Regions from separate parts of the Mus musculus genome. Here region 1 is linked to region 2. A link is a loop called in an ENCODE intact Hi-C map of the cell type or tissue named here. Cell type or tissue: heart. All regions are shown on one strand. Each heading gives the region's core, and the rest is flanking DNA. Links, peaks and the distances in the headings are about the cores only. Region 1 has its middle 14 kb from the start of Gm51874. Region 2 holds the start of Gm11543.

The links. Peaks named below come from ENCODE experiments on the same cell type or tissue, not always from the same donor. Only the 100,000 strongest peaks of a DNase experiment are listed, where the experiment ranks them.
Region 1: it touches region 2 in a loop (3-fold over the local background); 2 of 42 quality-filtered maps call a loop at or near these places.

Annotation. Positions count from the first base shown.
Region 1 is chr11:94,728,088-94,733,457 of GRCm38, forward strand. No RefSeq gene overlaps it. Among named protein-coding and RNA genes, the nearest start is that of Gm51874, 14 kb to the left of the region's middle. In heart, for the core only: CTCF peaks have their summits at 1,685, 2,377 (motif pointing right) and 4,895 (motif pointing right); no DNase peak of the experiment used is centred there.
Region 2 is chr11:94,830,745-94,836,114 of GRCm38, forward strand. Gm11543 reads right to left here and starts at 1,242. Exons shown (of 5, transcript XM_975056.4): 1 at 910-1,242. The coding sequence starts at 990. In heart, for the core only: a CTCF peak has its summit at 2,029 (motif pointing right); a DNase peak (open chromatin) is centred at 2,037.

The sequences.
Region 1 (5,370 bases), core at 268-5,267, 100 kb before region 2:
TCTGACGCCCTCTTCTGGTGCGTCTGAAGACAGCTACAATGTACTTATATATAATAATAAATAAATCTTTAAAAAAGATAAGAGATAAGAGCCTTGGCTGCTTTTCTGGAGGACCCTGGGTTTGGTTCCCAGCACCTACATGGAAGCTCACAGTAGCTCTAACTCCAGTTCCCGGGGTCTGATTCCCTTTTCTGGCCCCCATGGACACTGCGTATGTGAGTTCCACGTAGGCAGAGCACCTATACACATAAAATAAATGTAAAAAAAATGAGCACTTTATTTACCATAAATGTCTCCATTTTGAAATTTACAATCTAAAAATTACTCTTTTTTTGAAACCTATTTTATTTTTTTTCTATATGATTGCTTTTGTCTGTATGAATCCATGCGCACCATATGAATGCCTGGTGACTACAGAGGTCAGAAGATAGAGTTAGCTCCTTTGGAACTGGAGTTAGAGAGCTGTGAGCTACCATGTGGGTGCTGACAACTGAACCTGGGACCTCAGCAAGAGCAGCAAGTGCTCTAAGCTGTTACGCCATCTCTCCAGACCCTTAGAAATAATTATTAAGGGGAGGGGATGGAACTCAGTGTGTAGAGTGCTTGCCTAGCACATAGAAGCCCTGGGTTCAGCCCCCAGCATCACGTGACCAAGGATGATGGCAAACTTCTGTAATCTCAGCACTCACACAGAGGCAGGGAGAGCAGAAGGTCAAAGGTCATCTTTGGCTACAGAGCAAGGTTAAAGCCTGCCCCAGGATGTGTTAGACCTTAACAACAACAACAACAGCAGCAGCAACCAGAGAGAGAGAGAGAGAGAGAGAGAGAGAACGCTCTAAGTTTGAGTCCCAACAATTAAAAGCAAAACCAAGCTGTGTACTACCATGGCACACAGTTTTAATCTCAAAACTTGGGAGGCAGAAGCAGGCAGATCTCTGAGTTCAAGGGCCTGGTCTACACAGTGAGTTCCAGAACAGCCAGGGCTACACAGAGAAATCCTGTCTCAGCCACTCTACTCCCCAACAAAATAAAATTGAAAGAAAGAAAGAAAAGAAAAATCAAAACAAAGAGGGTGTGGGGGCTATGATGTAATTTTTATGAAAGCATGCATGCAGCTGTGTACAGAAAATACTAGAGCAAGACTTCGAACAACATGGCATCTATTGCTTTCTTCTTCTTCTTCTTCTTCTTCTTCTTCTTCTTCTTCTTCTTCTTCTTCTTCTCCTTCTCCTTCTCCTTCTCCTTCTCCTTCTCCTTCTCCTTCTCCTTCTCCTTCTCCTCTTCCTCCTCCTCCTCCTCTTCCTCCCCCTCCCCTCCCCCTCCCCCTTTCCCCCCCCTCTTCCTCCTTCTTCTTCACATTGTTTTGCCACACAGGGCACCATAACCAACGCTTGCACCTGGTATGTAGGCAATTCCTCTACAGTCAAACACCCAGCCCCTAAACCCTGAAATTCTCCCAAGTCTCCAGGTGCCCCAGAGGCTGCTGGTGGTCCAAGGGTTTCACTAGAATCAAGGTTCAGAGGAGCCCTGGATTTCGATCTCAGGGTTCTGGGAGCAAATCCTGATTTTGTCCCTAAAATATGGCTCAGCTCAACCTTGGGAAATACACTTCTCTGTTTTAATCTTGGGTCTCTCTGTCTGTAGGGCATAGAGACAGAGCTAGAATTGTTAAAGCGACCCCTAGGGGCTCAAGAGGCGATTCACAGATTAGGAGTATTAGCTGCATTTCCTGAGGACCCAGGCTGGATTCCAGCACCTGGTGCCTCACAACCTTTTTAACTCCAGTTCCAAGGGGCCTGAAGGCTTCTTCTGGCCTTTTCATACACACAGTGCACAGACGTACATGCAGGCAAAATACACATACACATAAAGGAAAAAACATTTAAAAAATTAAAGAAGAAAGAAAACCAATATTTAAAAGTAAAGTAAAAGCTTGGTGTGGCGGCGCATGCCTTTGATTTAGGTGCTCAGAGAGGCAGAGATGGGTGGACCTCTGTGAGTTCAAGGCCAGCCTGGTTTACATAGTGAGTTTCAGGACAGTCAGAGCCACATCGTGAGACCCTGAAAATCAATCAATCAATCAATCAATCAATCTAGGTGGTGGTAGTGCATGCCTCCACAGGTGGAGCTCTGAGTTTGTCTATGGGGGAGTTGCAGGACAGCCAGGACCACACAGGGAAACCTTGTCTCAAAAAACCTAAATAAAATAAATAAAAAGCCCCTTGGTCCCTGAGCCTCCTAACACACTGAGAAGGCCCTCCAGACGGCCTTTCCGGCCATTCTCCTGGGTTCTTTTCCAGAGGCTCACTCACCCCCACTGAGTTTTCATAGCTCACTTCGGCTGTGTCTCTACCATCCCTATTCTCACCAGCAGATGGCAATAGAGGACCAGGAGAGTCCCAGAGGGAGACTTCCAGTTTTCTAGCTGATTCCTTGATGGGTGGGTATTTGTTATTTATGATGGTTATTATTTATTTGATTTTTTTGCCTATATGATTAGTCTGTGCACAACATGTGTGCGTGGTACCTTCAGAGGCCGGAAGGTGGAGTTGGATCCAATAGGTGGGTGTTTGTAAAGTGTGTGTGTGTGTTGTACCAAGGATTAAAAACAAGGTCTCTCACCACCAGGCAAGCCCTCTACTATTGAACAAAATTCCCAATCCTTTAAAAATATTTGAGTGTGGGGCTGGAGAGATGGCTTAGCGGTTAAGAGCACTGACTGCTCTTCCAAAGGTCCTGAGTTCAAATCTCAGCAACCACATGGTGGCTCACAACCATCCATAACAAGATCTGACACCATCAGTCCGGTGTGGTGGCGCATGCCTTTAATCCCAGAGCTCGGGAGGCAGAGGCAGGGAGATTTCTGAGTTCGAGGCCAGCCTGGTCTACAGAGTGAGTTCCAGGACAGCCAGGGCTACACAGAAAAACCCTGTCTCGAAAAACCAAAAAAAAAAAAAAAAAAATCTGACACCCTCTTCTGGAGTGTTTCAACTACAGTGTACTTACATATAATAAATTAAATAAAATAAAAAATATTTTTTAAAAAATTGAATGTGAGAGTCCACTGAGTTGCTGAGGCTGGCCTTGAACTGTGATTTCTGCTGGAATCGCAGGTATCAGTAAACCTGACTACTTCTTTCTCTCATTCATTCCCGGACAGTTACACTATGCACCTACACTGGCCTCGAACTCTCGGCTCATCCCCTGGGTAGCTGGGGTTTCACACGTACACCACAACTAGCTACTTGCAAACATTTTAAGCTCCCTTTTAGCAGGTTCCGAGACAAACAGCACCATTTCAAATTCCCATTGGTCTTGCTTGCGTAGGAGCAAGATTCCAGCGTTGAGCTCGGAACTGAAAATAGGTCATTGTGAAGCACCACAGTACATGTCTGCTGGAAGCAAATATTCTTGGTATCACTAAAAGAAACACATGAACAAAGCGAAAGAAAACTCAGCAAGGCCATTTGCTTTCTGTAAAAAGGGCGCTGCGCAGCGGGAACCAGGTTGGGGAGCACAGGAAGTCCCCTTAGCTTTTGTCCTACTGCAGGTGATAACTTGTTTCTTTTTCCTTTGGCAGGGGTCTGACCTCACAGTCTTTTGTGATTGGCTAGTTTTAATAGACTGGCAGCTAGGGTTGGGGGGGTGGGTAGAAGTCTTTAATCCCTATAGAGGTGGGGAGTTTTCCGTGACTTGAAGGACAGTTTGGTCGGCATATGGATCTCCAGGACTGCATCTCAAAATGGAGGAGGAGGAGGAAGAGCAGGAGGAAGAGGAGGAGGAGGGGGAGGGGGAGAGGGAAGAGGGGAGGAGGAAGAGGAGGAGGAGGAGAGGCACAAAGGAAAGGAAGAAAAGGAAAATGAGCTGAGGACTCCAGGCCACCAAGTTAATTAAGTGCACAGAATGGGGGAGGAGCTTTTCATAAACAAAAATTTTTCCAGGGTTTGGACTTTTTGTTTTGTATTTTGTTTGTGTGTTTGTTTTTGAGACAAGGTCTCTGTGTACTTCTGGCTGTCTTGGAATTTTCTTTGTAGACTAGGCTGTCCTCAAACTCACAGAGATCCCCCTGCCTCTGCCTCCCAAGTGCTGGGATTCGTGCGTGCGCCAACCCCCGCCCCGCCCACCCCCACCCCCCACACACACTTTTTTTACTTCAGTTCCTTATTATTTGCTTGGCTTGGCTTTGGTTAGGGAGATTCAAAGACTCGAATTCCTTTGCATAGAAGTTTTACACAGCGGGGGTTTACGGAATACTGGCTCTCAGTGGGGTAGCCACTTTTGATAGAAAAAAATAAAAAGGTCATTTATCAATATATCTATTATCCCATCGCTCAGGAAGCTGAGGCTGGAGGAGCAAGAGCTTGCAGCCAACTTGGGCCGTGTAGCAACTCTGTCTCACAAGGTAAAGCTGAGCAGGTGGTGCAGGCTTCAATCCCAGCACTGGGGAGGCAGTGGCAGGTGGATCTCTGTGGGTTTTGAGATCCTGTCTCAAGAACAATAGTGAATAAATAAATAACAAATAAATAGGAATTCAGAAACCCCGCAAAAGCCTTACCTGGCACCCAGCTCACTCTCGGGCACTAACTTTAGAGTTCAAGTCTCTGTGAAGGTCAAACGGGAAACACACCCGGTATCAGAGCCACGAAGGGAGGAGGCAGCCTGCCTTTTAAGGCTTTCAGGCTGCAACGGAACCCACCTGTTTCTTTTTCAGCCATGGTTACAACCTGAGGGGGCAGAATCCTATTTTACACACGTGGAGATAGATCCACTGAGGCTGGACCGTGGCACAGTCCTCATTCCGTCAAGTGACAGGGTAAGGGTTCCGGGATTGAAGTCCACACCCCTCTGCCTCCCGCTGAGTGACCCTGGGTTTATGTCAGGCTGTAGACACATTCCCACAAGGGGGCAGTGTTTGCTTCCTGGGTTCTCGTCTACCAGGGCCTACCTGATCAAGAGTGTGTTATTAAGGTGTATTAATAAGGTGTGAAAGTGGTTTTAAGGTGACCTCAATGGAGCCAGCATGGTCAGCGGACTCTAGAATGTCAGACATTGGACCCAGACAGATCACTGGCTTGCTGAGAACTGAAGAAAACAGAAAACTTAGCGTTTTTTAGTGTCTGGGGTAGAGCCAGAGCCGATCTATGTTAGGCAAGTGCTCTACCACTGAGCTACCCAGACCCAAACAGGAAATTAAGTCACCGAGATGAGAGAAACTGCTCACAGGCTTTTGTTTCTGTGCTCCAGCCAACCATGACTGGTCTGCTCCTGCTGTCCCTCAGTCTACATCACAGGTCCTCATCTCTGAGGTGGCCTCAAGCCCTGCTCATTAGACTGCCCAAGGCCACCATGTACCTCCCCTGCTAGGCTAAG
Region 2 (5,370 bases), core at 141-5,140:
GACAGTGTCTATACTCGGGGCTGCAGAGAGGGGTCAACAAATGATGCAGAGGTCCCAGAATGGAAGTGTCTTGATCCTGGTCTTGACAAATACATTGCCATGCTCAGAGAATTACAGGTTTCAAACAGCCATGGACAGTGTTCTGGGGAGTGGACTTGGGACTTCACTTATGTCTGCCCGCCATAGCAGATTCTCAACCAAGTTGTAAATTTAATTTGAGTTGAGGCCAGCCTGGACTACAGAGCTCTAGGATAGCCAGGGCTACAGAAGCCATGTCTTGAAAATCAAAACAAACTAAAAAAAAGATTGCATTAAACAAAGGCTTGTTCTGACGACCTCTGAGGAAACCTGCCAACCCGAGACACTTAGAGATTATATATGAACAAGCACTCAATTCCTGCCCCCCTGGGATCAAGGTATGAGAACACACAGCCAGGCAGCCAGCTCTACTCTGAGATTGAATTCAAACTAATCATGGAAGTGGGAACCTCCACTTCCCTGGTACACAAACAGAAAAGTCCCAGAGAGGGACAATAAACTACACTCAAGTCACCAACCTTGGAAGAACAGGGAAGGAGAGACCCCTAACCCAGACAAGCAAGACCTCAGGTTCCTCAGCCTGACTCAGGGCTTAATAAGACATGCCAAGACTAAAACGGGGGTCACTGATCCTATTCAGGGCTGTGGTTGGGGCCAGCTCCCAGGTAGCAACACAGCCCTGCCAAGATAGGGGCCCAGATTTCCCTAGAGTCTCCCTGTGTTGTCCCTACCCCCAACTTTACCCAAACACAACAGACAGGAAGTTTCCAATTGCCTGTGGTTTAGGTAATTCCTGACAAGTTGAGGACTGGGTTCCTAGGCAGGCCTCTGCCCCATAGGGTCCTCAAAAGTCATAGAAGTCTCGCTTACCTCATTGAAGCTTACTCCTTGGAGACTGGAAAGCAGGCCAAAGGTCAAGGTGAGTGTGCCCCAGATCCAGGCGTCCAGCATCCTGTCAAGGGGTCCACTGATCTTCAGAGTGTAAGGACAGAGTGACAGGGCAGGGCCTTTTCCACTTCTCTCCACCTATAGGGCCAGCCTCAGGATAGGCCCAGAGTTAACACACTGGAGTTGGCTGGACCAGGGCTTCAAGCTGAACAGGAGCTCAGGGAAGAGAAGTGGAGAGGAGCTGGCCTTGCTTGAGTTTGAGGAACTGGGAGGTGGGAGGTTAGAAGACGTTGATTTGCAGCCTTGTAAGTTGGATGGAGGAGAGCACTGTGGAAGTCCCTCTGCTGGGCTGTGCTTAAATAGAGGATAGAACAGGGCGTGGTGACACAGCCTTTAATCCCATCAGGGAGGAGGCAAATCTCTGTGAGTTCAAAGCTACTACGATCTAATTAGCGAGATCCAATCCAGGCTAGATTCAATTTAAAAAAAAAAAAAAGAAAAAAAGAAAAGAAAAAAGAAAAAAAGGAAAAAAGGTCAAGTTGTAGTATGGCAAGCCTTTAAATCCCAGCATTCAGGAAACAGAGGCAGGTGGATCTCTGAGATTATCCTGGGCTACAGAGTGAGTTCCAGGACAGCCAAGGCTTCTCAGAGAAACCCTGTTTCAAAAAAACAAAATAAGTAAATAAACTTTGAGAGATGAGTTCACCACTGGAGAGCGCTGTACTTGCCCAGACACAAGAGAGACCGCAAAGGGAGGGAGGCAGAAATTCTAGGAAAGGCAGGCCAAGGCCCAAGAAGGATAACGGGAGGTGTGGCACATGAATGGAGCCATTCCTTTGTTCTTTGTCTAAGAGGTGGGGAAAAGACCCTGAATTTGGGAGGAAAAACTTTAGCACAGCATTCCCCACAATTCTGGGATAATAGTACCCTCTCTGGTTTGCAACAGTGTGGCATGTTGGGATGCTGTTACAGTTTCTTTCTGAATGAAGAAATATCGCGCTCAGGACTTTGTCCACTAGCCAAAAAGCCAACAGCCCTCAATGCGGGAGAGCAGGCCAGGTGGGATTCATGGTAGAACTCAGGCGGTCAGAGTATGGCCACCAGGTGGCAGCATCGGACAGCGCCGAGGTGTGCACAGGGACCTGGGACTTGACCTAAGAGGCTCTGGGGCCCCTTGTAAGAAAAACCCCTGGACAGGTGGATGCATGGTGACTGTCAAGTGGCAGCCAAGCTAGGGGAAAAGGGCGCAATGAGGTAGTGGATGATTCGCTGTCTGGTCTGGGGACACAGGAAGGTCGCCTTGGAGGCTCTGGTGTTAGTGTGAGGTGCATCTCATAGCTCCTGTTACCTGTCCACTCTAACTTGGCTCCTGGGAATCAGGCAGCTTCTTGGAGACTTCCTCTGGTTTCTGGTTCCCCTTTTCCCTGTCATACTGAGTGAGCTTCCAAGCCTCGCCTTTCCTGCCAGTCTGTTTTCCAATTTCAGTGTTTCACTGCCTCTCCAAAGGCACTCATTTGAGCCCTTCTGTTTTTCCTCCTGTTTTGCCCTATTATCCACTGCCAGTGGAAGAAGTCAGTTTTTGTTTTTGTTTTGCCCCCATTTCCTTGACTGCTTTGGTCCCTGCATTCCTGTGGCTCAGGGACCCTAGCTTGCTCATTGTCCTCTAAGGAATTGTCCTCTGGTCTCTCTCCCCCTTTCTGCCTCTGTTTCTCACTATCCCTTGGCCCTTTTTAGCGCTTAGCAACAGAACCTTCCAGAGCCAAGCCAAGTGCAATTGGGATGTGGCCCCTGAGAATTCCCTCTCTACTTGCAATCTCTGGTGACAGAGTCTAGGGAGAGAAAAGGGAGTAGGAGGGAGTATGCCACTTGCCAACACCCCTGTACTTAGTAATGGAGCCCATCTGAAGCCTCTTTCCCCCTGCTGAGGTGGACCCTGCTTGAGACAGTGCTAAAACTTCCCAACAACACTCACACTTGTGCCTCCTTTTTTTTTTTTTTTTTTCAAGATAGGGTTTCTCTGTATAGCCCTGGCTGTCCTGGAACTCACTTTGTAGGTCAGGCTGGCCTCGAACTCAGAAATCCGCCTGCCTCTGCCTCCCAAGTGCTGGGATTAAAAGTGTGCACCACCACGCCCGGCTCACTTGTGCCTCTTGAGTGAAATTGTTGCTAACTGGGAATTCTGGCCCTCCTCCCTCTGCCCAAATCCCACTGTCTCTGTCGCCATCTTGAGATATACTTCTATGGCCCTTCATTCCCTGCTGCCGGTCACCCTGTCCAGGCTGGTCTGGGTCTCCTCTGTAATTATGTCTCAGGAAAGATGAGAAGGTCAGGCATACTCAGTAGTTGAGAAGAGGGGTGGGGATGGCTGGGCTGGGGAACTGAAGGGAAGTAGCTAGTACCAGTGGCCCTGATGGGCAGAATGGGCTGGTGGTATTTCCTTTGAGTTTCTGGCATCCATCTAACCCAGATGTAGTGTTGCCAGAAGATGCCTGTGAGTGGGATTAAAGTTGTATTTAGATAATACTAATGTTTACTTGTGTGATGGTTTGTGTGTGCTGGGCCAGGAGAGTGGCACTATTGGAAGGTGTGGCCTTGTTGAAGTAAGTGTGTTATTGTGGTTTTGAACTTTGAGACCCTCATCCTAGCTGCCTAGAAGCCAGTATTCTGTTAGTTGCCTTCAGAAGAAGATGTAGAATTCTCAGCTTCTGCACCATCCCTGCCTGGATTCCACTATGTTCCTGGCTTGATGAAACTGGACTGAAACTTTGAACCTGTAAGCCAACCCCAATTAAATGTTGTTCATCTAAGAGTGGCCTTAGCCTTGGTGTCTGTTCACAGCAGTAAAATCCTAACTAAGACGGAAGTTGGTACCAGGAGTGGGGTAATGCTATGCTAGGACTGAGCATGCTTTTGTTTGAAAGAATGTGGGGTTTGGGACTTTGGATTTGGAAAGCAGTGGGGATGCTTTAAATTGGGCTGAACGGGCCATCCTAGTATGGATATGGAAGACTTTGTTATTGTGAATGGTTTGAACCGTGTAGACCTGGTCCAAGAGGTTTTCTTTTTTTCTTTGTTTCCTTTTTTTTTTTTTGGTAAAGATTTATTTTATTTATATGAGTATACTGTAGGTGTCTTCAGATGAACCAGAAGAGGGAATCAGATGCCATTACAGGTGGTTGTGAGCCAACATGTGGTTGCTGGGAATTGAACTCAGGACATCTGGAAGAGCAGTCAGTGCTGTTAACCGCTGAGCCATCTCTGTAGCTGCGCCTAAGAAGTTTCGGTGAAGAATTTAAATATATGGTACTTTGGTGAAGAATGGGGCTACTCTTTGCCCTTGTCTGAAGAGTCTGCCTGAGACTAAGGTGAAGAGACTCAGATTAATTGCATTGACAAAGGAAGTCTCAAAAAAAGCCCAGCAGAGACCTTGATCTCTGGTTTAGTCTCATGAAGAGCATTTTGAATGAGCATAGCAAGCTGAGAAAGAAAATATATAGAATATATGCTCCAAATATTAAAGGGGTACTAGTGAGTGAAATGGACCTGAATCCTATGTTCTAGGAGATAACAAACTAGGGAGTTGGGGGCAAGATCCTACCCAGCTAAATTTAGATCCAGGCGTGGTGATATAAATGTTTAATCCCAGGAGACAAAGCCAAACAGATCTCTGAGTTTAAGGCCAGCATGGGACAAAGCAGGTTCTAGGTGAAGAAAAGTTTAAACCCAGGCATGCAGCACACACCTTTAATTCCAGTATTACAGAGGACAGAGGCACGCAGATCTCTTAGTTCAAAGTCAATCTACAGAGCAAGTTCCAGGAAAGCCAAGCTTAGGTAGAGAGGGAGTTGGGAAACAGAAAGCTGATAATAGAAAAACGAGAGCCATGTTCCAGCCGCAGCAAGCAGCAGAACTGGGCAGCTTCAGCCATGTGGCTCTGGCTTTAAAGTGAAAAATAGAAAGGACTACTGGGACCATTGATGCTGGTTAGCTGGAGCTATGATATTAGCTGTGATTACGAAGAAACCCACATCACTGAGGTGAAATCTTCTGGGATGTGTTTCTGGAGAATACGAAGAAGTTGTTTTCCAAAGATAGTCAAGGTTGTACCTCAAGCTGTAGCTGTGCTTGGTAATGTGTAAGAGTCACCCAGGTGGTACTGGTTTTGAAGGAATGAAGGGGTCATGAAGAATAGCTGAGGCTTGGTACTCTGGAGGCCATGAAAGACCATTGGTGAAGGTACAGCCTCAGTTCTACTTGATGGCTCTGGACAGAAGGGTCATGCAAAGGATCTGAGGCTTGGCACCGTGAAGAGAGCCTCTGAGAGACCCTTGGTGAAGTCTAGTTGCAACGAAAGACCCCCCAGTAATGGAGATGCTAGTACCATGGGATGATCACCAAGAATAGCAGCAGCAGTGGAGTGGATCAACCTGAGCTTAGAGAAAT